Regions from separate parts of the Homo sapiens genome. Here region 2 is linked to region 1. A link is a loop called in an ENCODE intact Hi-C map of the cell type or tissue named here. Cell type or tissue: mammary epithelial cell. All regions are shown on one strand. Links, peaks and the distances in the headings refer to the core of each region. The heading gives the core; the rest is flanking DNA. Region 1 has its middle 15 kb from the start of LINC01883. Region 2 has its middle 19 kb from the start of ATL2.

Region 1 (2,910 bases), core at 210-2,709:
ACTGAAAATACAAAATTAGCCAGACGTGGTGGCACATGCCTGTAATCCCAGCTACTCGGGAGGCTGAGGCAGGAGAATCGCTTAAGCCTGGGAGGCAGAGGTTGTGGTGAGTCGAGATCACGCCACTGCACTCCAGCCTGGGTGACAGAGCGAGACTGCGTCTCAAAAGGAAAAAAAATTAAAAATAATAAAATAATAGTAATAATAATGGAATCAAGTCAAGCAACCTGATGGAGAAAAAGCCTGTGAAGGCTTCCAAGCATTACCCTGAAAGAACACATTGACCCATCTGATCAATAGGTGCTACAGAAACTCTAGATGCAGATGTCGTGTTTTTCATTTTGACTAACTTGTTTTAAACTTGTCCTCAGCGTTTCTTTCACCCCTTATTTGCAACTACCTTAAGGGTGCCAAGCTGAGCCTCCACCCCAGAATTTCTCTAGGTAATTTAAAGCTGACAACTTTCCCAAGAAGAGCAGCTTTTCTGCCTGGACATTCCTACCAGAACTCATTTCCAGGTAGCATGACAGTCCTGAGTCTAGACTTGTCTGAGAGAGACAGCCTGGGCCAGCCCTACCAGGCCTGCCTTGCCCAACCTCCATACCTCCTCCTGCAGCAAACGCATCTCCTGAAAAATAGCCAGAAGCTTCCTGCAGAGCCAAAGACTTGGGGGGAATTTCACTGTGAGGTTACACTCTTCAGTTTCCTCGGGAGGAATGCAGCCTGTTCGGAAGGTGTTCATCCTACCGGTTTCAGCAGAGCACCTGGTAATGCTGACATACATGTGTGTTTAGAAGGAGCCTTTTCTTTCCCATCATTCTCTCCACCCCCTCCTGCACTTCGCTTCTGCCCTACATATACATAGACTTAATCTAACATCGCAACTGCCACAGGGGAAAGCGAATGTGCAGAGAGACTGTTCTAGATAAAGTTGTTCCTTTTAGTTTCAGCAAAGCTGCCCTCAAGCAGAATTCTGACTGCTGTGCTGATTCAAGGTCTCTTCCTTCAGTTGCCAACTCAGATGCAAGATCTGGACTTTCTTGCTTGGATGTACAGCCCACAGGGAGCTGAAGGACTCTCAAATATGTCTCCCTCATGGCAGGCAAGCTGGCACTGTGGAGGCCACAATTTTTTCCCTTCAAATTGCTACGGCATCTGAAATTCTCGTTAATCTTCCAGCGCTTTGAAAAGGTAATCTCCTGGGAGGATTAGGATAGCAACCGATAGTGCATACCTTAAGTGTATCAATTAATCAGAACCGTCTTCATAGCACTCAGCTAAGATTCCAGATTCCTGGAGCAAGAAGTGCTGCTGGAAGACATTAGTTACCCCAGGAGGCCACAGAGAGGAGCTAGTCCGAGGGAGAATTGCCCAGATGACAACGACAAGCCTCACTTTTCCCAGGCACGGCAGTAAATATTAAGCTTCTATCTCCCTAGCCTTGGATTATGTATTTCCTAGGCTTGTCCTCACCTTTCACTCCCTGCCCTGCTAAAAGGCTCTTTGGAAAGAATGCCCCAGAAGCAGCACTTCAAATGCGGTTTGCAGCCTTGTGATGGTCCTGGAAAGTCCTTATAGTGGTCTTGTGGACAATTCAAATGACATGGGTGTGGTTCCTCGGTATAATCCTCCGCCCTGTGCTCCAAATGATGCTGGACAGTTAAATCCGAGGTGCTCACTTATGAGGGAGAGATTGCAGTGTCCTAGAAGCATCATCATCATTACTATTGTAGAACACGTCCCTAGAATTCATGAATTCAGCCTTTGACATTCATTCATTCAGTGAGGTTTTATCAAGTATTTTTTCTATGCATTGTGTTAGGACAGGAGACAATAAAAAAAAAACAGTGCCCCTGTCTTAAAAGAGTTTGTGTGTCAGCAATGGGTTGGGGAAAAGGGTGCATGTGTAAAGTCATAACTACTGATGCCATGGGACAATTCTCTTAATACTTATAGGAATATAGAGGTGCTGTGGGCACCCATCCCATGGCTCTAGGGGCCAAGGACATCTTCCCAGAGCAGCTGACTTTGAACAGAGTTTTGGAGGAATGGTAATTTACCATGCAGATGAGAAAGAAGACTATTCTCGGGAGGCAACATGCCTCCTACTGTTCAGGACATGGAGCATGGACTTGCTGAACTTTACTCCTTCCTTCATTAAAAAACTAGATTTTTGCTTGGTGCAGTGGCTTGTGCCTGTAATCTCAGCACTTTGGGAGGCTGAGTAGAGCCTGGACAACATTGCAAGACCCTATCTCTACAAAAAAATAAAAAAAATTAGCCAGGCATGGTGGCTCACACCTGTAGTTCTAGCTACTCAGGAGGCTGAGGTGGGAGGATCGCTTGAGCCCAGGAGTTTGAGGCTGCAGTGAGCCATGATTGTGCCATTGCACTCCAGCGTGGGTGATAGAATGAAACCTTGTCTCTAAAAAAAAAAAAAAAAAAAAAAAAAAAAAAAAAAAAAGCAACAACAACTAGATTTTTGAAGGAAGAGGAGAGTGAGTTTTTCAGTCCAGAGTATATGAAGGAGAATAGGGAGAACTTAGGTTGGAGTTAGACCTTTCTACCCTTCGGCTAATCTACCGTCTGTCTCCTATCAATTCTACTCTCTAAATGCAATGGCTGGCTGGGCACAGTGGCTCATGCCTGTAATCCCAGCACTTTGGGAGGCCGAGGCAGGCAGATCACCTGAGGTCAGGAGTTTGAGACCAGCCTGGCCAACATGGTGAAACCCCATCTCTACTAAAAATACAAAAATTAGCTGGGCATGGTGGTGCATGCCTGTAATCTTAGCTATTCAGGAGGCTGAGACAGGAGAATCACTTGAACTTGGGAGGTGGAGGTTGCAGTGAGCCGAGATCACGCCACTGTACTCCAGCCTGGGTGATAGAATGACATTCTGTCTCAAAA
Region 2 (2,910 bases), core at 97-2,596, 50 kb after region 1:
AGCTGGCTTCACCAAGTGGATCCCACACCAGGGTTGCAGGTGGGGCTGCCTGCCAGTCCTGCACCTTGCGTCCGCACTCCTCAGCCCTTGGGCGGTGGATGGGACCTGGTGCCATGGAGGAGGGGGCGGTGCTCGTCGGGGAGGCTCGGGCGGCGCAGGAGCCCATGGCGGCAGGGGGAGGCTCAGGCATGGCGGGCTGCAGGTCCCCAGCCCTGCCCTGTGGGGAGGCAGCTAAGGCTTGGTGAGAAATCGAGCACGGGGGACCCAGCACACCCTCTGCAGCTGCTGGCCCAGGTGCTAAGCCCCTCACTGCTCGGGCAGGCATGGTCTGCCAAGCCCATGCCCACCCGGAACTCGCGCTGGCCTGCAAGTGCCACATGCAGCCCCAGTTCCCGCCCGCACCTCTCCCTCCACACCTCCCCGCAAGCTGAGGGAGCCGGCTCCGGCCTCGGCCAGCCCAGAAAGGGGCTTCCACAGTGCAGCGGCGGGTTGAAGGGCTCCTCAAGCGTGGCCAGAGTGGGCGCTGAAGCCGAGGAGGCGCTGAGAGTGAGCGAGGGCTGTGAGGGCTGCCAGCACACTGTCACCTCTCACCAGCACTTTGGGAGACTGAGACAGGCGGATCACCTGAGATCAGGAGTTTGAGACCAGCCTGGCCAATATGGCCAAACCTTGTCTCTACTAAAAATACAAAAATTAGCCAGGCGCAGTGGCAGTCACCTGTAATCCCAGCTACTCAGGAGGCTGAGGCAGGAGAATCGCCTGAACCCGGGAGACGGAGGTTGCAGTGAGCTGAGATCATGCCACTGCACTACAGCCTGGACCACAGAGCCAGACTCTGTCTCAAAAAAAAAAGAAAAAAGGCCAGGCACGGTGGTTCACACCTGTAATCCCAACACTTTGAGAGGCCAAGGCGGGCAGATCACGAGGTCAGGAGTTTGAGACAAGCCTGGCCAACATGGTGAAAACCCATCTCTACTAAAAATGCAAAAATTAGCCAGGTGTGGTGGGCACCTGTAATCCTAGCTACTCGGAAGGCTGAGACAGGAGAATCGTTTGAACCCAGGAGGTGGAGGTTGCAGTGAGCTGAGATCGTGCCACTGCACTCCAGCCTGGGCAACAGAGCAAGACTCCACCTCAAAAAAAAAAAAAAAAAAAAAAGATGGTTTTTAATGGTCATAATCATGACATGGGGATTAAAGAAGGAAGAAAATTGGACCTTGAGAAACATATAGAGAGAGCTAATAAAACAGAGTCTATCTGAACCAGTTTTCAGAATCCATTTGGGACAGGCATATCAAAATAGGATGTGTGTGTGTCTGTGGGTAGAGGATGGTAGAAGAAATACATTCCTGAAAAGAATATTGTGGTAAGATCCCTGTAAGCATGTCAGCTAGTAATTGTATACTGTCACTAATGGGAACAGGCTTGTTCTGCAAGCTGAAATCATGATCAGCAGGTAATCAGATCTAGCGCTCCGGGGCTTCCCATGACTCAGTGACTGTTGTACACTAGAAACAAGGGGATGTTTTATTCTCTACTCTTCTGCTATCAGGGTTGGCCAGCTTCCCAAGGTTTGTGGGGAGAGGGAGGAGGGCTGTGAGGTTCAGGGTGTTTTTTTCTTTGGAGATGGGACTCATGTCTCTGATCTCCTGAAATCCCTCATCAATGTATTTGCTTTTCATTCTCTGAACTGGCTATAACTTTTTTTTTTTTTTTTGGAGACAGAATCTCGCTCTGTTGCCCAGGTTGGAGTGCAGTGGTGTGATCTTGGCTCACTGCAACCTCTGCCTCCTGGGTTCAAGCAATTCTCCTGCCTCAGCCTCCCAAGTAGCTGGGATTACAGGTGTGTGTCACCACATATGGCGATTTTTTTTTTTTTTTGAGTTGGAGTCCCGCTCTGTTGCCCAGGCTGGAGTGCAGTGGCATGATAGTGGCTCACTGCAACCTCCACCTCCCGGGTTCAAGCAATTCTCTTGTCTCAGCCTCCTGAGTAACTGGGACTACAGGTGCCTGCCACCACACCTGGCTAATTTTTGTACTTGTAATAGAGATGGGGTTTCACTGTATTGGTCAGGCTGGTGTCAAAACTCTTGACCTTAGCTGATCCTCCCGCCTTGGCATCCCAAAGTGCTGGGATTACAGACGTGAACCACCGCACCCAGCCAGTTAATATTTGTATTGTTAGTAGAGATGGGATTTTCACCATGTTGCCTAGGCTAGCCTCTAACTCCTGGCCTCAACTGATCCACCCTCCTCGGCTTCCCAAAGTGCTGGGATTGCAAGCATGAGCCACCAAGCCTGGCCAACTTGCGTTTTTGTTTTTGTTTTTTTTAACTCTTACTTTAGGTTCAGGGTTACATGAGCAGGTTTGTTATATAGGTTAATTGCATGTCACTGGGGTTTGGTCTACAGATTATTTCATCATCCAGGTAATAAGCATAGTGCCAGATAGGTAGTTTTTCCCACCATCCTCTTCCCACCATCCATCCTCAAGTCGGCCTGAGTGTCTGTTGTTCCCTTCTTTGTGTCCATGTGTACTTGATGTTTAGCTCCCATTTATAAGTGAGAACACGCAGGACTTGGTTTCTGTTCCAGTGTTAGTTCACTAAGGATAATGGCCTCCGGCTTCATTCATGTCCCTGCGAAGGACATGATCTCATTCTTTTTATGGCTGCATTTTTTGACTTTTTAATGATACCCATTGTGACTGGTGTGAGATGGTATCTCATTGTGGTTTTGATTTGCATTTCTCTAGTGATTAGTAACGTTGAGCATTTTGTGGCTTGTTGGCCACATGTATGTCTTTTTTTGAAAAGTGTCTGTTCTTGTCCTGTGCTCACTTTTTAATGGAGTTGTTTGTTTTTTGCTTGTAAATTTAAGTTCCTTATAGATTCTGGTTATTAGACCTTT

Evidence for each region. Hi-C counts contacts between places; a loop is a spot of excess contacts. Peaks named below come from ENCODE experiments on the same cell type or tissue, not always from the same donor. Only the 100,000 strongest peaks of a DNase experiment are listed, where the experiment ranks them.
Region 2: it touches region 1 in a loop (2.7-fold over the local background); 8 of 110 quality-filtered maps call a loop at or near these places.

The regions. Positions count from the first base shown.
Region 1 is chr2:38,445,086-38,447,995 of GRCh38, reverse strand. No RefSeq gene overlaps it. Among named protein-coding and RNA genes, the nearest start is that of LINC01883, 15 kb to the right of the region's middle. In mammary epithelial cell, for the core only: a CTCF peak has its summit at 1,335; a DNase peak (open chromatin) is centred at 645; H3K4me3 peaks cover 1,084 bases; H3K27ac peaks cover 1,480 bases.
Region 2 is chr2:38,394,809-38,397,718 of GRCh38, reverse strand. No RefSeq gene overlaps it. Among named protein-coding and RNA genes, the nearest start is that of ATL2, 19 kb to the right of the region's middle. RefSeq lists an enhancer at 229-729 and a silencer at 2,626-2,826. In mammary epithelial cell, for the core only: no CTCF peak of the experiment used is centred there; a DNase peak (open chromatin) is centred at 1,508; H3K27ac peaks cover 1,609 bases.